5 separate regions of the Mus musculus genome follow, and all the other regions are linked to region 5. The links are chromatin loops, found by intact Hi-C in ENCODE. Cell type or tissue: left cerebral cortex. All regions are shown on one strand. Region 1 has its middle 18 kb from the start of Esyt3. Region 2 holds the start of Pik3cb (phosphatidylinositol-4,5-bisphosphate 3-kinase catalytic subunit beta). Region 3 has its middle 6.0 kb from the start of Nme9. Region 4 overlaps Pik3cb (phosphatidylinositol-4,5-bisphosphate 3-kinase catalytic subunit beta). Region 5 holds the start of Cep70 (centrosomal protein 70).

Evidence for each region. Peaks named below come from ENCODE experiments on the same cell type or tissue, not always from the same donor. Only the 100,000 strongest peaks of a DNase experiment are listed, where the experiment ranks them.
Region 1: it touches region 5 in a loop (9-fold over the local background); 16 of 42 quality-filtered maps call a loop at or near these places.
Region 2: a loop joins it to region 5, with 7 times the contacts of the local background. A loop is called at or near these places in 18 of 42 quality-filtered maps.
Region 3: it touches region 5 in a loop (6-fold over the local background); 16 of 42 quality-filtered maps call a loop at or near these places.
Region 4: it touches region 5 in a loop (8-fold over the local background); 35 of 42 quality-filtered maps call a loop at or near these places.

The regions. Positions count from the first base shown.
Region 1 is chr9:99,373,954-99,378,953 of GRCm38, reverse strand. No RefSeq gene overlaps it. Among named protein-coding and RNA genes, the nearest start is that of Esyt3, 18 kb to the right of the region's middle. In left cerebral cortex, a CTCF peak has its summit at 2,186 (motif pointing right); DNase peaks (open chromatin) are centred at 765 and 2,167.
Region 2 is chr9:99,137,585-99,142,584 of GRCm38, reverse strand. It overlaps Pik3cb (phosphatidylinositol-4,5-bisphosphate 3-kinase catalytic subunit beta), which reads left to right and starts at 2,374. Exons shown (of 24, transcript NM_029094.3): 1 at 2,374-2,594. It also overlaps the pseudogene Gm2773. In left cerebral cortex, no CTCF peak of the experiment used is centred here; DNase peaks (open chromatin) are centred at 2,230 and 2,981; H3K4me3 peaks cover 2,270 bases; H3K27ac peaks cover 1,450 bases.
Region 3 is chr9:99,447,752-99,452,751 of GRCm38, reverse strand. No RefSeq gene overlaps it. Among named protein-coding and RNA genes, the nearest start is that of Nme9, 6.0 kb to the left of the region's middle. In left cerebral cortex, CTCF peaks have their summits at 2,418 and 2,627 (motif pointing right); DNase peaks (open chromatin) are centred at 2,294 and 2,684.
Region 4 is chr9:99,060,079-99,065,078 of GRCm38, reverse strand. It overlaps Pik3cb (phosphatidylinositol-4,5-bisphosphate 3-kinase catalytic subunit beta), which reads left to right. Exons shown (of 24, transcript NM_029094.3): 13 at 871-1,059; 14 at 2,121-2,242; 15 at 3,205-3,348; 16 at 4,795-4,894. Among named protein-coding and RNA genes, the nearest start is that of Gm1123, 27 kb to the right of the region's middle. In left cerebral cortex, CTCF peaks have their summits at 686 (motif pointing left) and 2,361 (motif pointing left); DNase peaks (open chromatin) are centred at 663 and 2,341.
Region 5 is chr9:99,239,628-99,244,627 of GRCm38, reverse strand. It overlaps Cep70 (centrosomal protein 70), which reads right to left and starts at 1,287. Exons shown (of 18, transcript NM_023873.4): 1 at 1,138-1,287. In left cerebral cortex, a CTCF peak has its summit at 2,373 (motif pointing right); DNase peaks (open chromatin) are centred at 441, 1,274 and 2,376; H3K4me3 peaks cover 2,107 bases; H3K27ac peaks cover 1,583 bases.

The DNA.
Region 1 (5,000 bases), 130 kb before region 5:
AAGAGGAACCCCCTTCCCCCACACCATACTGCACCTCCTTACCAAACATATTCCTCTCTTCTTCTATCTTTTTACAAAACAGTCCAGGCCAGAGAGATGTCTCACTGGTGGAAGGTTCGCACTTCACAGGTATGAAGATGTAAAGCTGGATCGATGTAAGAAGTGGGGAGTGGAACTTACTACCTTCTGAGCCAATTTACCGTCATCTCGTCATCTCGGGAAGTTCAGCTGCAAGCTCCTTCAAAAGGGTTATCTCACCTGAGCGATCTACTACCTATTGTATGCAACTCTGCCTTAGTTGCTGGTGACCTCAGAGAAGCATTTGGGATATATAGGCACAGGAAGACCAAGGGGAAAGGGGCTCTAACTGGCTCCAGGAGCCTCTCTTCTCTGCTGGTAAAGTGACCAAGCCCGCTCAATCAACAAGTTCTCCAGCACAGTAGTGAGGATTAAAAAGAAAAAAAGACAGTTAGACAGCATTGTAGCATGACCCCAGTCAATCCTAAGACTGAAGGCAAATTTCATTTTCCCAATCCGCTTTTTATACCATTTTAATTACATGCAAGTATGAAGGGTGAACAGTACAATAGGGAACCAAAGAGACCATAGTCAAGGAACAAGCAAGACAATAAACACAAAGCCATGATCGCTCCAGTGAGGCTGTTTCTAAGGATGATCAAGATAGCAGAGCCTACTTCTCTGTTCTACCCTAAAACCAGATTCTTACTTCCCTGTCCTTGGCAATGTCAGATTCCTGCCTGAGCTTACTTCCTTGTCATGGCCAATGTCAGACTCCTGCCAAGTAAAGACTTTCCAAGTGTGGCCTATTGAAGGAAAACCCCGACGCCTTGGTAAGTAAGTGCTCACTTGTGCTCTGTAAGGAAGACCACCAGATGTACTGGTTTCCCAGAGTGAACTCTAATAGAACAGTACCTTGGTTTGTCTTTGGGACTTTAGGAGGAAGTACTTACTTAGATAGAGGCAGAGAGAGAGAGAGAGAGAGAGAGAGAGAGAGAGAGAGAGAGAGAGAATAGAGACCAACCATGAACACATGGAGAGAGAGGGGGGAAGGGAATGGGGAGAGATGGGGGAAGGGGCAAGAGGACAGCGGAGGCAGGAAGAAGACAAGAGTGAGAGAGAGGAGGGGGCAAACAGCCCCTTTTCATAGAGGGTCAGGCATACCTGGAGGTTGCCAGGTAACTGTGGGGCAGAGCTTAGACAAAATGCTAACAGTGGTGGTACACACTTTTTCGAGGCAGGGTTTCTCTGTGTAGCCCTGGCTATCCTAGAACTAGGTCTACAGACCAGGCTAGCCTCAAATTCACAGCGATCCACCTGCCTCTGCCTCCTGAGTGCTGGGATTAAAGGCACGCTCCACCATTGCCTGGGGGTGGTGCACACTTTTAATCCTAGTACTGGGGAAGCAGAGGTAGGTGGATCTCTGTGAGTACTAGACCAGGCTGGTCTTTGCAGTAAGTTCCAGGCAAGCCGGGGCTATACATAAGATCCTGTCTCAAAAAGTAAAATAAACAAAATAAAATAAGCCCAGTAAAATCTAGGTTTCAGCCTAAAATCTTCTACCCCCAAAATTCTATTCTCTCCTAGGAAATAGAAATGAGAGGTTGGTAAAGATGATCTTTGCATCTGTAAGCCAAAGTGTGTCAAGGTCCTAGGTGAATCACAGTTAGGGTATGGTTAAATAACAAAATACTACATCAGCATAACAAAGGCTGGTGCTGCCAGTGTGCCTATAGCCTTAAAAAAATCTTCATTTCCTGAAACCTCCCAGCTCTGGAGGTTACAACCTCTTTTGAAAGACCTGGGCACCCCTAGATGTCACAGGCCTGTTGGCGAAGATAGACTGGGGACTCTGACTCCATCACTTGCTAACCCCCTAGGTAGTATATGCTCACTACTATCTCTCTGTACTGATGACTTTATGGGCCAGGGGTCTTTTCCTCTGATGCTGGAATCATATGACTACTCACCGCTAGGGCTAATGTGGGGATCAAACGGCCTAATGCGTTCTAAGACCCTAGCAAAGTATCCTGACCACGTGCCGACGAAGCTTCTCCGCATGCAGTATTTGTTATTTCTACGATCACGATCATTATTAGTATCTCTACTTGACAGTCTTTCTGGCCGCTTAAGGAAGCCTGGCAAGCTGGGACAGTGCCTGTACTGACCACCAGAGGGCGCCATTGTAGAGCGAAAAAAAAACCCAAAATCCAAAAAACAAACAAACAAACCATGCCCTTTCTCCTTTCTGTGGGATTTCCTAACCTTCTAAACTTCAGGTACCAGAGAAATATACATTTTGAGTTCAAGTCCACCGTTTTCATGTGTCAAATGTTTGTCAAAACTCCAGACCAAATTCTCATCTAGACAACTGCTCGATCAGCCTTCTGGAGCTAAACTTAGCCACCCCAGGGTAGCCTGGCACTTCTGGACACTTTGTGCCTAATCAGCTTCAGTCCCTCACAGTTGACTTCATGTGCCTTCTGGAGACTTTTCATACAGTTCTACATTCTACATATGGAGAGAGCGTCTTCCTTGAATCCAGCCAGCTTCTTCAGTTAGAAAATCATCCACGGCCCGGTAGTGGTGGCGCACACCTAGCACTTGAGAGGCAGAGGCAGGCGGATTTCTCAGTTCGAGGCCAGCCTGGTCTACAGAGTGAGTTCCAGGACAGCCAAGAGTACACAGAGAAACCCTGTCTCGAAAAACCAAAATATATATATATATATATATATGTGTGTGTGTGTGTGTGTGTGTGTGTGTGTGTGTGAAAAACCCAATATATATATATATGTGTGTGTGTGTGTGTGTGTGTGTGTGTATAAAAGAAAGAAAGAAAGAAAGGAAGGAAGGAAGAAAGAAAATCATCCACAGCTCCAATTTCCCCTGACCTCCCGCTTTCCTGCACACTCTAAATCCACTATCCAAGAGTGTTTGGTGAGGGCCACTTCTGTGGATGGAGCTTCAGAGACAGCTTCCTAAGTCCATGTCTGGGTCAGTAGCCTTCGAAGTGTAGTCCTGGTACAAAGGGCACATTCTTGGGGACTTGTAAAACATGGACATTCTCCAGGCCCACTGCGTCTCAGTCTCTGGGGCGAGGCTGGAAGGCTAGGTGGGGAGAACTCGTGGGGTAGCATGGGGTCGTTGAGGATGTCCTGGCTTGCATACCTCCCCACTTTGGGAGCGGCAGGATCCCTCCCACAGACAGGTGAAGCTGCTCTTGTATTGCTTCAACCGTCCAACTTATATTCCAACCCCCCCTCCCATGTTGGTATGGAACACTGTTGTGGCTTTAGCCTTCATCCTTGATGAAAAGATGTCATGTTTTGTTATCGTTGCTTAGCGAAGAGCCCTGACTTATGACAGCCCACTATCAGATAATGTGATTCTGCTGTGATACTGTCTCCTTCAAGGCTGGTAGATGTTGCCCTGGGACCCAGAAGGGAGGGGAGAGAAGGCAGGCAGTATTTTCTTTGCCCTGTGAAGCCAGCCCTGTATAACAGCAAGCGAAAGGAGAAGGTGATGCTCTGGGAAGGAGAGGCGCAGACCTACTTCCTAGGAAGCTCACCATCAAATCTCCAGGTAGGCTCCTGCGGGAAGTGTGAAGGGTTCCACTCCCCACGCTCATCCCCAAGAAAGGTTTTACAGTGCTCAGAATTGTCCGTCAAATGCAGGCAGCACACGTACTAAGGGAGAAAGAGAGACCTAGTATCTGAGACTACGGCTCAATGGCCATCTGTTAATAAGACCGGAAGCTTCTGGAATACACTTTATTTTATTTTAGTTATGTCTGTGTGTGTGCCCATGTCCATATCAGTACTCATGTGTGCACGTCCATTCGGAGGCCAGAGGTTTTAGTGTCTTCCCCAATCATGCTTCCACTTTTTTTTTTTTTTTTTTTAAAGACAAGATCTTTCACTGAATCTAGAACTCTTCAGTCCAGCTACACTCGGCCAGCAAGTCTTGGGGAATCCTCCTGCCTCTGCCTCCCCAGCAGTAAGGTTCCGGTACAAGCTCCCACATCAGATATCTTACATCAGTGCTGGGGAATCCGAAGGGTGGTTCTTGTGCTTGCATGGCAAGAACTTCATCGACCAAGCTCTGCCCCCCAGCCTTTGATTCTTTTTTAAATTCAAATGCATGTGGATTAAACAGCAGCCCCCAATGGCTCACTTTCTTCTCGCCAAGATAGCATATGACAAAAACAAAACAAAACAAAACAAAACAAAACAAAAAAACGGGGAAGATTAATTTTGTTCACAGTTTCAAAGGTTTCAGGACGTGCTTGCCTGGCCCCATCTCTCTGGCCTGTAGCAAGGCAGCAATTCATGGCAGGGAGCATGTGCTGGAGGCTTGTCACCTCAGGGCAAACAGGAGGCAAAGGAGAGAAGGGTGCAGGGTAAGATACAGCCCCAAAGGACTTTCCCTCCAGCCAGTCAGCCTCCTCCTCCTCCTCTTCCTCTTCCTCCTCTGCCTCCTCCTCCTCCTCAACTGCCTAGATCCTCCCAACATAGCACACCATTCCAGAACCAAGTGTTCAACCCATCAGCCTATGGAGGATATTTTATAGGCAAACCATAACAGGCCCCAAACAGATATGTCTACACCCCAAGCTCTAGTAAATGCAACCTTATTTGGAAATAGGTCTTTGTAGAAGTGGTGAAGGATCTCATGGGTTTGTCTGAATTTCAAGGAGTCCAATGACTGGTGACCTTATGTGACATAGGAGAGGAAATTGGAGACCAAGGGTAGAGGGGTTTGTAAAGACAGGCAGATGTTGCAGTATCTACATGCCAAACATGTATCTACATTCCATGGAACCCCAAGGAGTTCTAGAGTGATTAGAAGCTAAGAAAGAGGTGGGGCCATACTGGAGCCTCAGAAGGGACTAGTCCTGGGGCTGGAGAGATGGATTGCTCAGTGGTTAGTGCTTGCTGCTCTCCCAGAGGACCTGATTTTGGTTTGAAGCATTCACATCATCT
Region 2 (5,000 bases), 100 kb after region 5:
CAACAGCCCTGATCGTACCAGAACTTGTTTTGTAGACCAGGCTGGCCTTGAACTCTCAGAGGTCTGCCTGCTTCTGCCTCCCAAGCACTGAATTAAAGGTGTTGTCACCAGGCCTGGCTTTGCCTTTTCTTTTGTAGGGACATTTATCTTCGGGATTAGGTCGACTCTAAAGGAAGGATGAGCCCATTTCTAAGCATTTAACTTACCTAGATCTGCAAGCATTGTTTTTTCAGCTAAGGTCACATTCACAGATTCCATAAGGATGTTTCTTTGGGATGCATGCACTCCTATCTCCTGATTACGTGTCTCTCTCATTGCTAGGTTGGGGGTGGGGGATGGGTATGGGTGCCTGAACCTAGCTTTCTGGGGCTGACAGGCATTTAATCCCTTCCTCTAAAACAACACAAGATTTTATTGTAGCAAAACTTTTGAAAACCAGAAAACCTAATTATCTACTCAAATTATTACCCTCTAGCCAAACAAGCCACTATTCTGTTTGCACCCTTTCAAGCTATTGTGTATCATTTCAAGCTCAAAGCTTTTAAAACATGCAGGACTACAAATCAAAGCATGAATGTGTGATTAAGTCATTCATATACATCCAAAGTGCACTCATTCTTTATAAGGTCCCGATGACAAGTGGGTGAGGATCTTAGCGACAAAACAACGCGAAGAGGAATACATCACAGAACTCTTATCACACACAGACGATTCGAAACTCACTGGTGTACAGTCTAATCTCCCAGAGTAGCTTTTCCAAGTACTGCATAGCAATACTATCAGCAAAGAACAGTGTAAAGATTAGGCCTCGATCCACTCTTTGTCATAGTACATTCCTATTCTAGCATTTCCATCCCCGATATTCACAGAAACTTCACAGGTATTTGGCAAGCTTCTTGTTTTACTCTCTGTCTCTGTGTCTCTGTCTGTCTCTGTGTCTGCCTCTCTCTCTCTCTCTCTCTCTCTCTCTGTCTCTGTCTCTCTCTCTCTCTCCAGGTTTCTCTGTGTACTCCTAGCTTTCCTGGAACTTGCTCTGTAGACCAAGCTGGCCTCAACTCACAGATCTGCCAGCCTGGCTTGTGTCACCAACCCTTTCTGCTTGGTCAGAAAGCCATTGCTAGTCTAGTGCAAGATACTTTTGCTTCTGTGGTGGACATGAGACTGACCTTGTGGTGGAGGGGAAGGAAGAAGCTTGGTACAAGGGTCGAGGATCAACGTGTGAAGGTCCTTTACTGACATTTCTGGCTGTGAGCTCGCTAAATATTAAGGGGAATTCTATTCATTAGACATCTGAAAAGACCTGGGCTTCACAGTTGGGTTAAGCATTTAATGTCCCACTGGCAATGGGCTGAAGCCTCAAAAGCTCCACATAAAATTACTTGTAGAAACCCCAAACTTGTACAAGCATGGTGAAATAGGTTAACCTCTGTTTTTTGTTTTTGTTTTTGTTTTTTTTTTGAGACAGGGTCCCTGCTATGCAGCTTTGCCTAGTCTGCAACTCAGGAAGTAACCTAGCTGGCCTGGCAATGCACCTGCCTTCTGGTCCTGAATGCAGAGCTTTATAGGCATTAGCCACCACGCTTGATTTTTTTTTTTTTTTAAATCACTTAGTTACATCCGCAGAATCAAACTATTGTTTTGACACCTTGTCTCATTTTCCTTCTACTTGTAGATTCTATCCTAGACTACTTAAGTATTTGCTTGAATTGTTAGAGTGGCGTTAGGTTACAGTAGGTTTACTATATGTAAACAAAAAGACTACAAGTATCCCACGCAGGACCTCTTAGGCTATGTGAGTGCCCTACCGCTGAGCTCTATCCGCCGCGCCCAAGGTTTGGCTGACAGTAAGTGAAATTCAAGCGTCTCACTAAAGAGCCATGAAATTTCCCGACAGCAGGGAGACAGAGGCGAGAAAAAAAAAAAAAAGCGCTGGGCGAAGTGTAAGGTTTGGCAGCCAAACGTCAGCTGCGGTGGTGCAGAGACGAACACAGAAGTGTTTCAAAGGCTGGACTCTTTACATCTAAATGATCGTTCACATCGCAGGGAATGGAAGGCCAGCTGGGCCGTGGGAACAAAGGGGAGTCTGCGGAGAAGCGGAACCGGGAGGTGCAGGTTTTCCCGAAGGCGGCGAGCTGGGGGCTGCAGACACCGCAGTGCTCTGCGAGCCAACCCCAGCGCGCCGGCAGCGCAGTAGGAACGCGGCACCGACAGCCGCACAGGGCGAGGCTGGTGCTGCCTCCCCTCGAGGGGCGGGGCTTGCGCGGTGAGTGGGCGGGGCTGCCTGGAGGCGGGCGTCGGGGGATTGGCCCTAGAGGGTGGGCGGGGCCGGGCAGCGGGGAGGAGAGCCCGGGAGGCTCGCGCGCGCGCTCGCGCAGGCGCGGGCACGGCGGTGGCGCGCGCGTGCTCCGTCGGGCGGTGCAGCGGCTGCGACGGAGCCGGCCATGGTCGTGGGCGGTGGGCGGGTGTCGCGCTGAGCCCCGAAGGCAGCAAGAGACTGGGAGCGGGGCATGCGGGTGTCGGAGCCAGGCGGGCACGGCTGCGGGAGCTGCTGACGGCGCTGCGGGATCGGGAGCCGGTGGCGGCGCGCGGGGCAGGTGAGCGCGGGAGGCGGCGCGGGCTGCGGCGCTGGCGGCTCGGGCGGGCGCTTCCTGCCGGGCTCGGCCGCGGGAGCGCGGGCTCCGAGGTACGCGGCGCCCAGGCCTCGGGCGGCGGACACCGAGCAGCGGAGGGCGCCCGGTGGGCGACCACAGAGAGAGCGGGCGCGGCACGGCCCAGCCGGTGTCGGTGCGGACGCCCGGCGGCTGCGGACCCTCAGGTGTTTCGGCGCAGCGTTCACCGCACGATTCCGGGCTCTCCGGTTTCAGACCGGTCAGAGTCCCGGTGCTGCGGCTAACCCGTCCCGCGCGGCCTTGGCTGAAATACCCCGAGGAGACGTGAAGCGGGAACTGTGAATACTCACCTCCCGGGATTGCGGGAGGCCGTGCTAACCTCGCTGTAAGTGCTCGGTGGACGGGAGCTTTTGGGAGTCGCTCACTGCAGCATCCTTGCTGGCTCTGGCTTGTTCCTTCCTAGAGGTTGGTATTGGGGGCAAATTTATTTCCGAACCGCTCTAGTGTTGCAATAAGCTCAACTCGAGTTGCTTAACGAAGGAGCCTGTTATCTTACAGCGGCCAGAGTAGGATTCTGTAGTCTCTTCCTAGAATTCTGTAGTTTCTCTCTTGGAAAGGCTGACTTGGAAACCTGTCTTGGGTACGGAGTGAATTAGTGCTAAGAATCCTATCAGAATCAGAGTTTACACAACGTGGAAGATGGTGGTGGGACATGTTACCTGACTTACTTTGGTATTTAACCCATCTGAAGTGACACTTAAATTGTCACTTGTTACAGAGTATAAACACAGGAAGAGTATGGAAACATACTCCTTTTTTCCTGCATTGCTACATCCGAAGGGAGTGACAAGTGCTTTTGTAAACATCGTTGTGGGCAGTGTTACTTACTGTCTGGTGAAGTCATCATAATTAAATTAGATGAGTATTTATTCTGAAGTGCTGAATGGATGTTTGGGAATACCAGTCGTAATGAAATCTCCAAGGAGTCTGAGTTTCCAGGAGTTCATTATCACTTGCGGGTCTTGGTACTGCTTTGTAAGTTTTTTTGTTTTGTTTTGTTTTATTTTGTTTTGGATCTTTTGAGACAGAACCTTGCGGTGTTATGGATCTTTTGAGACAGAACTTTGCGGTGTTAGTCCTCAGTGGTCTGGAACTCACTCTATAGACTAGGCTGGCTTTGATTCATGCCTCTTTCTCCCTTGTCTTTGGATTACAGAACTCGGCATATCCAGAATAGATGTTAAAAGTTAGGGTGGCATCCACTTGTAGTCCCATTGCTGGGGAGGGGCACACAAGTAGATTCCAGGAGTTTGCTGGTAGACCTGCTAGCTTAGCAGAATCATGGCACCCTAGGCCAATGAGAGACTCTACCTAAAAAAATAAGATGTGTGGCATCTGAGGAACACACAACACACACACACACAGATTTTTAAAAAAGAAAGCAGAAGACAGAACTGTGTAGAAAGACTATATAATGTGTGAAAGATCAGGGTGGCTTGGATTAGGCTATTGCCCAAGTTTTGGAAGACCAAAAATCTGAAATGGTAAAATTGAAATTGTAGTCACTAAAGCCAAAAGGATTTAAGAAGCATCTTTAGTTTACCCTCGTGATTCACACACTGACTAGGACATTCCACCTTCAGGGTGTTTTTACAAAGTGGAAAAATCAGGTTGCTTTTCTTGTGCTAAAGATCATTGGCCTGACCACAAGTCAGATGTTGATTTATTTTATTTTATTTTTTAAAACTCAGGGCTTTTTATATCAGGGAAGTGCTTTATGCCAGAGCTTACCTGTCCCCAGCCCTGTTGTATACTTTAAAAAAAAAACAAAAAACAAAAAACCAACCCCAAACAAACCTAAAATGGAATATTGCTCTATCCTCAGGCTGGCCTTCGACTTGCAGCGTAGCTCCTGCTTCTTGCATCTCTGGGCAATTCTGCATCTCTCCACCCTAGTGCTAGGATTCCACCATACACCTGTAAACCACGCCTGGTTTTATGCTGAGCTGGGAATCAAACTAGCAGGCTTTCTGCATGTTAGTTAAGCACTTCAGTACTAGTTGGGCCACGTCCTGTCTCTGCCCGGGCTTCCCTTCTCTCGGTGTGTGAATGCTGAGGATTGACCCCAGGTCTTCACACAGGGTAAGATGCTCATAGCTAATGTCCCCAGCCCTGTTTTCCTGCTTTGGTTTTTATTTTTTGCAGGTGGATCAGTCCCTAATCAACTTGTTTTGTATATGCCAGCAAATTATATGGAAAGCAAAAGTGAATCCCGTAGCCTAGATGATTTTTTTTTACCTCTTCCCAAGACAGGGTTTCTCTGTGTAGTCCTGGCTGTCCTGGAACTCACCCTGTAGACCAAGGTGGCCTTGAACTCACAGACATTCCCCT
Region 3 (5,000 bases), 210 kb before region 5:
GGCAGCTTGGAACTGTCCAGAGCCATCACTGTAACTCTGCCGCTTGTGTCTTACTCGCCCAGCTTCTGCTCAGAGCTCAGAGGTTGAGGAAATGGTTTCCACAACAGCAACGGGGGAACCCGGGAACCCGATCCTCAGACTTTAAGGCAGAAGATCCCCCATTCTGAAATCCTAGTATGTCAAAGCTGCATGACACTTTGAATAGTCACACAGCTTCACTTCACAAGTGAGCTACATAGAGGGACCCTGCCTCGAAGCCGGTGGGGGGGGGGGAGGAGGAGGAGGAGGAGGAGGAGGAGGAGGAGGAGGAGGAGGAGGAGGAGGAGGAGGAGGAGGAAAGATCTGGCTTGTCCTATGTGCACCTGAAGTAAAGCACTCTACATAGCAAACGCTCACCACACAACACTGGTCAAACCAAACTGTGCAGGGAATGGTGCAGGAAGGGAAACTGGTCACCACAGAGCACACAGATGAATGCCCAAAGAATCTGTATATATCCTGTGCATTTCCTGCAATGATTATCCAACAGAAAATAAGCTTGTTTCATCTTCTCTTGGATTTATGGTTTTATATTAATGCTCAATTGAGTCGTAAGGTTGCAAAGGCCCTTTAAGAGCTTGTGCCTTGGTCCAGATATTTATATAAAAAGTTGCCATTACCGGGTGCTCCAGGTAATTTATTTCTACATTATCACAGAAGGATAGGGCGCGTGGGCTCCTCAACACTGTCTCACATGGCTAGTAAGTGGAAAGTAGTCTTGATTGCACACCCCACTCCCACACCAGCCTCTCAAACAAGTGCCAGTAGCTAACATCCCTCGAGGCTTACCTGCAGGGCAATTTCCTTCTTCCTGTTTCCCATCGCTCTGCAAAGAAACCAAACAATTTCCTGGGGAATGAGCTGTCAGCAAGGTAGCTGCCCTACAATCTCTGGGCAAAGCAGCGAGGCCAGAGAGGTTCTATCAGTGTACTGATGCAAAATGACAAAGACATAGACTAACTCTTGCTCTCCCTCCTGTCCTCCTTCCTCCCGGGAGCCAACGGGTCACCAGGCTCTGGTGAGTGAGTGTGTGTGTGTGTGTGTGTGTGTGCTCCGAAGCCCCTTCACTTAGGAGCCGGGGAATGCCTGTGGGCACCACCAGCAGGTTGTCACAGGAGTGTCCACTGAGGAATTTGAGCAGATATAGAAAGTTCCGTAGTGCCTACAAATCCCGGAGAACTACTAGGAAACCACTTCTGTGAACGATATCACCCAATAGATCCCAAATACCGGACCTGGACGAAGCCAAAGAGCCTCCAACTCACTCTGCAGCGTCTTTGTCGTCTTGGCAACCCAGCACCCAGCCCTCCGCCGCCAGTAGGCAGCTCTCATTGGCTGAAGGGAATGCGGGTCTGGAGGCACTAAGGTAAAGATCCCACCCTTCCGTGCTTGGTGCACCTGGATTCCCGCCTCCTTCCTGCCTGTCTGCACCAGTTGGTGTGCAGCTTTCCATCCGTGAAATCCTTCAATTAGTGCCTCGCCTAAGATGGCTTTCCAGGAACATGAGAGCTGTCTTTTAAGTCTGCAAGTAATTGTGAATTCAGAATTAACTTTGAAAGTCAAGACTACACATTCCCAAGAGGTACAGATAGTGATGATTAATCCAAGCATATCAATAGTCTGATTTGATTAAAAGGCCATTAAAAGACAGAGACAAGGGGATGTGTGGCTGAAGAGATGATTCAGAGGTTATAAGCTCGTATTGGTCTCACAGAGGACTAGGGTTCGATTCCCAGCACTCACAAGGTAGCTCACAAGCCTAGTTCCAGGCGATCCTAAGCCTCTTCTGACTCCCTCATTTTCCTGGCACCCACCATACATGGTATACATACATATCTAGGGAAAGCATACACATAATACAAAACAAGTAAGTCTGCCAGGCGCTGGTGGCGCACGCCTATAATCCCAGCACTTGGGAGGCAGAGGCAGGCGGATTTCTGAGTTCGAGGCCAGCCTGGTCTATAGAGTGAGTTCCAGGACAGTTGGGACTACACAGAGAAAACCTGTCTCGAATAACCAAAAAGAAACCAAAAACCAAAACCAAAACCAAATAAAATCTAAAAATAAGAATTTAAGTGCACTGTTTGAATCATGTCTCTCCCCCCAAATGCATCACTTTGGGCTACCATGTTTTTTATGCCGTAATTTAAAGAAATGTTTTTTAGAGGGGAATGGGGGGCTTATTTATTTTTATATGTATGAGTGTTTTTGCCTGCAACGTCTGTGTTTAATGCTCACGAAGGTCAGAAGAGGGCGCCAGATTGCCAAATCCTGTGGAACTTGAGCTACCTATGGTTATGAGCTGTCAGGTGGAGAGCTGAACTGATTCCTAGGTCCTCTCTGGAAGAGCCGCGTGCTCTTAACCACTAAACTATCTCTCCAGCACCTGGAATTTGATCTTTTTTATATATGATAATATCACTCAGTGAGATTGTTCTGTCCAAAGCCAAATCTCTGGAAAACACCTTTTAATTAGATTTATGCCAAGAAAAACGTGTATTATTTTTGCTTTTTTTTTTTTTTTTTTTTTAAAGTCATACTTTGTGGCTAATGAAACGCTTTGGTCTGAAAGATTAAGTTTCTCCTGCAAGTCATGCTGTTTGCCACAAGGTGGTGGTTTGCTCACAAGAATCCCTGCTGAGGCCCAGATTAGCAAGTGCACCTTCATCAAGCCATTCAGAGCTGATGGGACTGTGTGGAACTAGAAGGAATAACCCAGCTAGGAGGTTCTTCTTCCACTGAAGCCAGGCAAGACAGCCGAGTTAGGAGAACAGATTCCACACACAGTCAACAGCTTTAGGAACAGCCCCCATTCCTGTTGTTCAGGACCCACATGAAGACACAGCTGAACATCTGCTACATATGTGGGGGGCGGGGCTGCTGGGGTGGGGGTGGGGTAGGTCCAGCCCATGTATGCTCTTTGATTGGTGGATCAGTTTCTGAGAGACCTCAAGGGTCCAGGTTAGTTAACTCTTTTGGTCTTAGTGTGGTGTCCCTATCCCCTATGGGACCCTCAATCCTTCCCCCAACTCCATAATGTGTGTGTGTGTGTGTGTGTGTGTGTGTGTGTGTGTGTGTGTGTGAGAGAGAGATACGGATTGGGGGGGGGGGGGGACTCCACTCTCTCAGAGGAGGAAGGGAGAGGGAGAGAGAGGGACTATGGAAGGAAGTGACCAGGAGTTGGGACAGAGTTTGGGATGTAAAGTAAGTTTAAAAACAAAACAAAACGAAACAAAAAAAAAAGCAAAAAAGTGGACTGTGAAGGCACATGCCCTTAATCCCAGCACTCCGGAAGCAGTGGCAGGTGGACCTCTGTGAATTCAAGGACAACCTGGTCTATGGAACAAGTTCCAGGACAGTCAGAGCTACACAGAGAAACCCCATCTCAAAAATCCAAAAGAGGAGGAGGAGGAAGGAAGAGGAGGAATTGGGAGGAGGAGGAAGGAAGGAGGAGGGAGGAGGAGGGAGGAGGGAGGAGGAGGGAGGAGGAGGAGAGAGGAGGGAGGAGGAGGGAGGAGGAGGAGGGAGGAGGGAGGAGGGGGGAGGAAGGAGGAGGGAGGAGGAGGAGGAGGGAGGAGGAGGAGGAGGGAGGAGGAGAAGAATTATTACTAAATACTACATCTTGTCTGGCCATGTGTCATCCTTCTTCCAGTTTTTCATTTTAAGTGATAAGGAACTAGAAACTCAGAAGGAGGATGGAAAACTTCTCAGCCCAAACAACTTGGCTAGCTCTCATATCTGCTACCTTCGCTTCTCTGAGCCTGGAAAAGGGGCAGCCTTCTTCAGCCTCGGTTTCTGAGTTTTAATGAGGAATACAATCCTTGACACCTAGGAATGCTCTAGAACACGCATCTCTGGACACTTCCAGCAGTGCTACTGCCGTGGAGTCATGTCCTCTTCCACAGAGTGAGATGGTGCTGGACAGCAGCTTCAGAAAAGGACCACAGTGGCTGCCCCACCACATCACTTGCATCCTGATGCAGCTATTGGATTAACTGTCCCCAGTCAGACTGGAAGACATGGATGGGTGCCACTCTTTTCTCTCATTATGTCGCCCAGGCGGGCCTTAATTTGTGATTCTCCACGGGGCTGGGATCCCAGGTATGAACCACCGTAGCTTGATGAACTACAATTTACCAGAATCGTTTGCCATATTCATAGCTGGGTTCTGTCCTAACAAATCTTCGCCTCCCCACAGGTCAATACTATTATTGTTTTCTATAAGTTATAAAAAGCTCCAATTCTTGAAATTTTAAGGAAAAAAAAATAATGAAAGTAAACAAAGTTACCTCTAGGGGCCTCTCGGGGCTGGAGGGATGACTCAATGGTTTTGAACATTCTCTGCTCTTGCAGAGATCCTGAGTTCAGTTTCTGGCACCCACAAGGTGGCTCCCAACTGCCTGAAACTCTACTTTCAGGAGATCCCATGGCCTTTCCTGATGACAGCTCTGGCACACATGTGGACATGTCCATATACTCAGGTGCACATACATACACATAATCAGAAAGGGTCACCTCTGTGTTTAGGCGTACAGTTCCCTGTCCCTTTAGTCCTCTGCTGTTGCTCAGGCTGGTTGAACTTATGAGTTCAAATAACCCTTTAGCCTCCCAAGTAGCTGCCATTCTAAGTGCACAGGACTCCGCCCACTTAATTTCAGGTTTTACTCGGATTCTTGTTTCTTACTGTGGTTGTAGCAAATAGCACAGAGAAATTCTTTGTGTGCTCTTCCGGGGGTTTCTCTCAATGGTAACAATTTTAAAAATTATAATACAGTATCATAAAGAGATTACTAGTGGTGATGCAATTTACTCATTCAGGTAGCCTGTGTACTGCTTGCTGTTTCTCTCTCTCTCTCTCTCTCTCTCTCTCTCTCTCTCTCTCTCTCTCTCTCTCTCTCTCTGTGTGTGTGTTCTATAAACATTTTATAAACTGCACAAGTTGGTGGATTCACTGCTATTCA
Region 4 (5,000 bases), 180 kb after region 5:
TGTTGATTCTAAACTAAGGTTGCTGGTGTTTTCCTTCTTGTGACAATACAGCTGAGCATGAGGAAAAGGTAACTGGCTTTCGAGAGTACGCCTCAGCTAACTGCTAAGTGGGATTGACAGCAGCCAGCCTCGGGAAGGAGAGAGCGAATTCAAAGCTCTAGAAAGACAGAGCCAGCTTCGGCAGGACGGGCTTTGGCAAAAGGCAGACATGTAGTCTCATGTACTGAGCTGGGAACAGACTGAGACCTCTGCCAGCGATAGTGTGTGTTGTTTTTTGATATTATATGCTACACATCTTCATATTCCTTATATGTTTGGGCTATCTTGGGGTAGGGAACTGAGGGTTGGTAGAAATCAGGAGATGGTGAGTTGGCTCAGGAGCGATAGTGTGTGTTGGTTTTGATATTATATGCTACGCATCTTCATATTCGTTATATGTTTGGGCTATCTTGGGGTAGGGAGCTGAGGGTTGGTAGAAATCAGGAGATGGTGAGTTGGCTCAGGAGATAAAAGTGCTTGCCACCTGGCATGACTTTAATCCCAGCACTTGGGAGGCAGAGGCTCACTAGCCTGATCTACAGAGCAAGTTAAAGAAAAAATTTAACTCAAACAATAACTTTATAAGCTATTTAAATGGTACAATATATTTAACCTAAAAGCAATAGTGCCATCTAGTGTTTGCACTTGGATTTTATACATAACTCATAACCTATTAACACAGAACAATGCAGACTTCTTAAAAGGAGCCACGTTAGTGAACCTAGTACAGAATTTCAGTTGGTAAAGCTCACAATTATAAAGTCATTGTATATAAATTTGCTGAACGGTTGCACAGTTAAATTCCATAATGGCCATTTTACTTTCTTAAAGAGTCGTGGTGGAAAAAAATTTCTTGCTGTGCTGAAAGAAATCTTGGACAGGGACCCCCTGTCTCAGCTGTGTGAGAACGAAATGGACCTTATTTGGACTCTACGGCAAGACTGCCGAGAAAATTTCCCTCAGTCACTGCCAAAACTACTCTTGTCAATCAAGTGGAATAAACTTGAAGATGTTGCTCAGGTGACAGAAAATTCCTTGTCCCTCCCTCTCCCATCTCTTCCTTCTCTCCCTCCACTTTCTTTCCCCCAAATAACAAGTGTGTGTGTGTGTGTGTGTGTGTGTGTGTGTGTGTGTGACTCTGATTTTGTGTAAAATGTCTTTCCGCAGAAGTATTTCCATTTGTTGGATGTTTTGTTTTGTTACTATGTAACCTTAGCCTCTCTCAAATGTCCAGTCCTCCTGTCTCAGCCTTTAAGGGCTCCACATCTCACAGAGCCATGGCAGAGTTCCTCTTCTGAAGACCTGGGTGTGGCCACAGCTATGTCTTCACATGCAGCTCCAGCTCTTGCCCAGGGAGTCTTGTCGTCTAATGTCCTGTAGCATTTATAACAGGATTTATTAGCCATAAACAGAATGTAGGCACTGTTCAGTTCTCGTGGACCACTCACTTTTATTTCTGATCTGAGGAGCTCGAGCTGTTCTGGCTAATAAAAAGTCTGTAAAGTAATAGATTTCTTTAAACATTCATCTAAAGGCAGATGGGCTTGGTGGTGTGTGTACCTTAAATCTCAGCACTCAGAGGCAGAGACAGGCTGATCTCTGAGTTCTAGACTAACCTAGTGTACAGACAGAGTTCCAGGACAGCCACAGCTACACAGAGAAACTCTGCCTCAGACAAACACATACATACATACTATACATACGTACATACATACATACATACATACATACATACTTTGTAGTTTTAAAATGAGTTATTGACTTTCTTAGTATATATGTCTTTACTTAGCTTGAGACTTGGCTTATTTATAGTTGTTTTGTTCTTAAATTATGCGGTGGTTAATCACTGTAGATACCTGCAGTGTCTTACTTTGTTTTTGGTAGGCACAGAATAACCTTTTAAACGTACACAGAATGTTTCAGAAACAAAGGCAACCTTTGTTAGTCTGCATCTGCCAGGATGTTTGAGGCATCAGTAGTTAAATTTTTTCCTTGTTTTGACTCATCTGTGCTCCCATGTGCCGGGAAAGGTAAGTTACTTTTGTCCACCAAACTTCTGACCCAGTTTTCATTTTAAACAGCTTCAGGCGCTCCTGCAGATATGGCCCAAACTGCCCCCCAGGGAAGCCCTGGAACTCCTGGATTTCAACTATCCAGACCAGTATGTCCGGGAATACGCTGTAGGCTGCCTTCGACAGATGAGGTATCTCTTTTCTGGCACCATCATGGGGCAAGGAGTTACCAGAGTGGGCAAGGAATGTGTGTGAGCACTGGTGGCCAGGTCTTGTGTGGGATCTTAGCGCCCTCTGCTGGCTCTGCGGTGCAGCCCTTACTGCTGCATGAACACTTTAGGTGTGGGAAGGCCACTTTCCCCTTTCACTACAGGACCGAGTTCTGAAACCTTGGTTTCCAAGCGCCTGCCCTTGGCCAACCCTGGAGGCCAGCACTTCTAAACTGAGCAGCCATGCCTCTGTCCCCTCTTTCCTTCCCCATAGTCTATTAATTGCCCCAAATAAGAAGGGTTGGTATTTTAGGATGGAGGCAAGTTTATTTATTTTCACATGGGATCTGCCCTTGAACTCACCGTGTAGCCCAGGCTAGCTAGTTGTCAAGCTCAGACTGATCTTCCTGTCCCCATCCTGGCTATGGTCTTTCCTTGCTTTTAAAATCAGATCTATTTTGAATAGTTTGATAGGCAGAAGGAACTATGTAACCTCTGTATTAGTCTGAGATGTAGAATCCTATGACTAGGAGAAGCAGCCTCCCACTTTATATTTGTTGTTTCTAGTAGCTATAGGTTTTTATAAGTGGACATGGAGAAACTTTGTCTCAGAACCCTGATGTCCTTATTGACCCCTGGAACCTATCTAGACAGATTCACTCCACCACATTGTCCTCTGAACACTGGTACACATACCACATACATCACACACACACACACACACACACACACACACACACACACAAAATAATTATGTTATTTGGGGGCAGTGGGCACGACTCCTGGCAGTTTTTATGTATAATCACGTGGTACAGCGAATGTAAGCACATGACAGGCCTGGTCCAGGAGACCCACGCACATGAGCCAGGGCATGTGACAGTTGGTAGGGAAGGGTCCTTTCATGTTACAGGTGGCTGAGTTTCTCTCCCTTTTGTTTCTTTCAGTGATGAAGAACTCTCTCAGTATCTTTTACAATTGGTGCAAGTTTTGAAATATGAGCCTTTTCTCGATTGTGCCCTCTCCAGATTCCTATTAGAAAGAGCACTTGATAATCGGAGGATTGGGCAGTTTCTGTTTTGGCATCTTAGGTAAGTCTTTGCTATTGCGATTTGATACCATGATGTTCTCTAATAACTAACCCGGTGTGATGTCAGACAGCCAGTGGACTAGCAGCAGCTTCTCCAGGTGCTTTCTGATCCATCCGTGACATTTACACTGTTTGGTGCCTTCTCTTATCTTTTGATACCTAAATTCTGTTTTCATCATTTGGCAAAGTATTTCAGGTAAGTATTCTATGATACTTTCTAGATTTTGAACTAAAACTAGTAACTGTTATATTGTAATATTTTCTAACAACTAATTTTTGTTTAAAAATATTGATTAAATATTTATACTGTGTGTGTGCTCTGATCAAATCTACCCCAGCCACTCCTCTCCAGCTCCTACTGTCATTTTTCCCTCCCAGCTTCATGCGCTCTTTCTTAAGAAATGTTTTTATTTTATGTACATTGGTGATTTGACTGTGTGTATGTCTGCTTGAGAATGTCAGATCCCCTGGGACAGGAGTTACAGACAGTTGTGAGCTGCCGTGTGGGTGCTGGGAATTGAACCCAGGTCCTCTGGAAGAGCAGTGCCAGCGCTTAGCCTCCCAGCCACCTCTCCTGCCCGTGTTTATGTGTGTGTTTGCTTTGTAGTGGCTGGGCTAGACCACAGAGCCGGCACGTGTGTGGTCATTTCAGCCTTCTTAACCTTTCCTCTCACACTTCTGTTCAAACTGCTTGTCAGGAAAAAAAACTTTCCTTTTTAACTAAGCTTTTAAAGAACTCATGGTCTGTGGTATTAATTTTAGCAGATTTTCCCTTACTAAAGTGGTTTTCTTGTTGATGCATATTTTTTATACTTTGTCTCCTCGTCCAATTCAGTACTATTTTAAACCCTCCAGAGAATGACAAAGTAAATATTTTTGTTGTTTTTTTTTTTAATACATACATGCCATTGTTTGAGAAAGAAAAGAAAACTGGGGCTGGCAAGATGCTTCAGTGAGCAGTGGGTCTGGCTGTGCAAACCTGCCAAGCTGAGTCCACATGAAGTGGAAGAGGAGACCCAGCTCTCCTCTCTTGTCCTCTGACCTCCATGTGCCCCCATGGCTAGTGCCCCACGCCCATTATACACTCAATGACAGTGGGAAAGGGGGACAGAAATGTGGTTAGGCTGACTGGCTCATTGGCGGCAGTCAGAGAGATTTTTTTTTTCCACCTGAGTCTCTCCAAATTCCTAAGTTACATTTCCTTTCCCTTTCAAAAGGCAGTTTAAAATGTGGGAATATTAGTTTTCTTTAAGAATTGACCACTAAGATCTCATAACTTCTGAGTCCTAACTGCGGTATGACCTCTTACTAGTAAGTGCTTGGGATGGCCAGCTCTCAGCTGGTTGGCATCAGAAGAGCATTCCATGGCAGAATAAGGAGGTCAGTGCTTGTTCTTCACGCTCTGAAGTGTTCGATTACAAACCTTTTCAGTGTTGCTTTTCTGCAGGTCAGAGGTGCACACTCCTGCTGTGTCCGTACAGTTTGGTGTCATCCTGGAAGCATACTGTCGAGGAAGCGTGGGGCACATGAAAGTGCTTTCCAAACAGGTAGGGACTTCTGTAATTCACTTTAGCACATGGTGATCAACCGAGTTTATCAAACGGAATGTCTCCAGTCACATATTTTATTGCCCTTTCGGTCACTTACCCTGAT
Region 5 (5,000 bases):
TCTAGAGAGCTAGTTCCAGGACAGCCAAGGCTACATAAAGAAATCTTGCCTCAAAAAACAAAAAACAAAAACAAAAAAAAAAAAAAAACAAAACCCCCATAAATATAATAGCTGGGTGTGGTGGTGTTTAGCTGTAACCCCAGCATTTCAGAGGTTGGAGGATCAGGAATTCAATGTCGTCCTCAGACGGCCTGCATGAAACCTTGCCTTAACGTGAATCAACAATTCAATTCCAACAACATTGCAACTTGCTCTTCACGGTTTACCATTTACTAGCTATTTACTATTTACAAAAATCCATGCAATGCACAAGATTGAAACCAATGCCTGCAGCGCTGATATGATTACAAAATAAAGTGGCAGGCTAGAGAGACAGCTCAGTGGGTAAAGGCACTTGTCCCAAGAAAGCTTGAGAAGCAATCCTCAGAATCCACAGGAGGCGAGAATTCTGTAACCCCGGGCCTCCTGTAGGGAGATCGGACTCTGCAGCTCTCCCCTCCATCCCCTACAGTATGCAGAAAAACAAAAGACCTTGTCTCAAACAAGGTAGAGGCAATGACCGACGCCCAAGGTTGTCCTCTTTCTCTACGTCTGCACCGTGGCGTGAACAATTATTGATTAGTTGATAATAGTGGGAACCTTGATTAGGCTTTGCTGTGTTTTTCACATTAATCAACGTGGACCCACATAAAGGCGGAGTCCTTAAATTTGTAATGAGTCTGACAGGAGGGGTACTCGCCTACCCTTTACTCCGCGATCTCCCACTTGGCTCCAAATCGCTATCACCTGACAGCGCCGCAAAGAGAACTGGAGCTAGCCCGGAACCCAGCCGATTCCATGTAGGAGTCTAAGCTCAGTTCCTGCTTCCTCTACCAGGTCGCACACCTTCAACACTCGGCTGGGAGAAGAGGTTGAGTGAGGAGCGAGGGACACAAAGCGACGGGCGGGCTCCCCGCAGGGAGGTCCACGCCCACACCTGCACGCGCATTTCCTAGCTAGCGCGTAGGAGCCGGGGCGACTCCATTCTGAGGGCCCTGGCTGGTGAGTGGGACGCTCCGGATTCCGGAGAAGCCACCTTTGGGCGTGCACCTGAAGGGGGCCCACGTAAAGTCCTCGGCGACCCCAAGCGCCACTCACCTCGGTCACAGCCCGTGGCTTCCACCGCGCTCGCCCCCGCGGCCTAAGCCCCGCCTACGCGACCGTTAGCGCAGCCAGGCTGACCAATCGAACTGACGCAGTCGATGGCCTCCCAGCGGGGCGGGACAACACCACCTGGCGCGCCGGGAAGGCGGGTCCACGCCGCGCTCTATCGTTAGCTCCGCCCACGGGGCGGGGCTTCTTCCCGCCTCCACTCCCACCGGACCCGGACTTGCTGCGGCTACTTTGTAGCAGGCGCTTTGACACTTCCTGGACGCTCCGCCTGATAGTCGCTCAGTCACCATGGTGTTTCTTTGATCCCCGAGAAGCTAGAAATACACACATTTGCGGTTGCAAGTGAAAGTGAGGCCGGGGCTGCCTTATTATCACTGGATGCCTGCGCTCCCTACAGCTCCCCCTCACGCCCTGACTGCGAGCCTTTTTCAGGAACTGTCTGCACGGGGCAACCCCAATAAGCATTTCTTGATAACATTTCACCTTCTCCTTGAATATTTTCAAAGGTCTACGAAGAACTGAGATGCCTGCCTGACGAAGCTCAGTCTAGATAGGCAGTTTGGGCTCCTGTTAGACACTGATAAGACTGGTTAATAAAGGGTTTGTGGCTACAGAGATAAAAGATTACATAAGGACATGAGGCACAACTCTTGCTTCAACTTTAGATAAGCTGAAAAGCCTTGAAAACGATCTATGGGCCTCCAGGTTAATTAAGTCAAGATCTCTAAAGTGGGGCCCACACGTCCAGAGTTTATATGGTTCCCCGAAGTGATTCTAATGTATAGCCAGGAGGGAGAACCAACTGTCCGCTGAGAAATAATTAAGACTGATTCTAAACCTGGTGGGGAAGAGGGACTGGAGATGTAGATCAGTTGGTAGAATTCAGCGTCCGGGAAGCCCTTGGGTTTGATTCTTCAACACGGCCTAAGACAGGCGAGCTGACACGTGCCTGTAATTCCAGAATTTAGGAGGTACAGGCAGATCAGGAGTTCAAGGTCATCCCTGGCTTTATAGCAAAAGTCAAGACCACCGGAAGCTACAGGAGGCCTTGGCTCAAGGAAAAAAATAAAACGAAGGTCCTTCTCCACTCTTTTCAAAAACCAAAAGTGGGTTAAGAAATCCAAAATATGTAAGGGAAAAAAAATCATGTTCGCAGTCTAAAGGATGACCTCGAGTTTTCAGGAATCTACCATCGTTGTCCTTGCAACTTACAGCCACACGGTGGCGGTATTGACAACAGGCATTTCCAGAAGGACTTGGGAAATGCAAGTCCCATCAGGGTCTTAGTGACCCTAATACATCAACTAAAGTGACTCTCTCTGGGTGGTCCAAGGGCACATCTCTTAAGAGAGTACTGCTCTCAAGCCCACGTTTAGGCACACAGTGAGTCTAAACTGTGTGTGTTCTCTGCAAACACATCCCAATCCCTCTATTCCCCCTCATGGCCCCTTCCTTCCCTTTCTATATCTGGATATTCACACTACGGAGCTGACAGATTTTCATTTTCAGCTTCCTAAGACAATCTAACTGCTTACCTTTTCCAGAACAATAGGGTGACTTTCCCAATCTTCTGAGCCAACCCATAGGCCAAACATCCGTGGGTTAGAATTACTTTTGATGTGAGTAATAAAAATCAAACAAACAAACAAAAAACTCAACTAATTCAAACTGCCTTAAACAATAAAGCAATTGATTAGGTCACACAACACAAACCCTAGAGGAGGGAGACGGAGACGTTGACATTGATTAATTCAAACCAATCTCTTTTTTTTTTTTTTTTTTTGGTTTTTGGTTTTTTGAGACAGGGTTTCTCTGTGTAGCCCTAGCTGTCCTGGAACTTACTTTGTAGACCAGGCTGGCCTCAAACTCAGAAATCTGCCTGCCTCTGCCTCCCAAGTGCTGGGATTAAAGGCGTGCGCCACCATGCCCGGCTTCAAACCAATTTCAATGGTTAAGTGGGTCCAGCTGCTATTAGTCTGTGCTGTTGAAAACATGATAAATTCATACTTATTTTCCAGCTGCCTACTTGGAGCAACCAAGACCACATACTTTCTTTTCCTATAGAAACTTCTCCAGTTTTGTGTTTTGTTTTTGTTTGTTTTATTGAGCCAGTTGGACCTGCCAGATATACCCTACCTCCTGATCAGTAATTGCCAGGGAGATGAAGAGGTGGCTCAAGCCTAAATCCCAGAAAGTAAAAAGGAGGCGCCACATTTTTAAATGGTTTCCAAAGTGCTAGTGCTTCTTCCATTATTTTGTTTCAGTCTTCATTGTTGTTTAAAAACTAAATTTAGCTGAGCAGTGGTGGCACACACCTTTAATCCCAGCACTAGGGAAACAGAAATAGTGGATCTCTGAGTTCTGGCCAGTCTGGTCTATAGAGTACATTCCAAGACAGCCAGGGGTATACAAAGAAACACTGCCTTGAAAAAATAGATATTTAGATAGATAGATAGATAGATAGATAGATAGATAGATAGATAGACAGACAATACCAAATTTGGAAAATCAGCCAACCCATTTAAAGAAGAGACCCAAAACAAAGCATAAACATATGACCTATCTCATGTTTTGTTTTGTGGTGAATGCATCTCCAGCTGCTCTCTTAAAGCGATAGTGTCTGTGGTCAAATTGGTGAGAAGCAGCTTATGAAGCTAACCATCATTCAGATACTTCCTGAAAAACCAGGAAAGCAATCTGAGACTTAGAACAAAGCCGCAAGCTCAGTCAGCCAGAACAAGGACGTTTCGTGTTTAAGTTCAAGACCTTTTGTGGTGCCTTGTTCAGACATGATTTCCTGCCATGTAGTCCTGGTAGGTAGATAATAAATGACTCTTCTTCCCACGGGTGTCCTGCCTCTGTGAAATAGTTACAAAACCAAGCCCAAACTGTCTCTCAAGTCCAGCATACCAGAGACTAGAGAGAGGAACTAGCTGGCTGAAGAATCATAGGTCACCTTGTCCAATTCCAGTGTAGATTTCACTGTAGCTTGGAGCGTGAGGCCCAAATATTAAATGCAATTCTTTTCTTCAAGCATAATATTCTTTCAAATAATATTATCTCTTAACATAAACCTTTCTTCTATGTGCCTGAATCCAAATATAAAGCCCGTAACTTCTGAAGGGTTTTTGGGTCCCTGTGTAAAATAGAATAAATATAATCACTGGACTGTTGTTAGAACTGGAGTCACATAGCAAGAACTTGATAGATTATGCCTTATTAGTCTTATAAAAAATAGCTAGATTCCTTGAATTTTATGAGAAAATATTATCCTTTGATAAGCTGTGAGCTGCGACCCCACTAGGCTTTCCTGCTCCTCCCATTCTGAGTTGTTTCTCAGAATTAAGTATTGATAAAAAGAAATCCAGAAGGGGGGCAACTAAGGATTAGGGAGGAAACCAGCCAACCTTGTGTCACCCCTGGAGACGTCCACTCTATACCACCACCGCCTTCATTCTTCCAATAGTCATTTATTATGTGTCTAATCTATAAATAAAAACAAATAACGAAGAGAAAGCTACTAGGAAGTCTTCTGGAGAACTGTAGAGGGATTCTAATTTGGCAACCTGGCTGCTCTGGCTGGAATACAGACGTGCCCTCAGCACACACCTTTAATCCCAAACAATGACGGTAAAGTCGGCTTGTAGAAGAAAGCATTCATGTTTGAAAATGATGCCTAATTGAGTGGCAGACAAAGTGACGACTCAGAGAAAGATTTGGCAGAATAGGATCTGCCCAACGCACAAGCACAGAGAGAGGAAAGGGAAGCTACTTTGAGGGGCAATGCAGAAAGACAGAGAGACAGTTTTGCTGGGACAGTTGTACAGAGACAGGGTGCAGACAGAGAA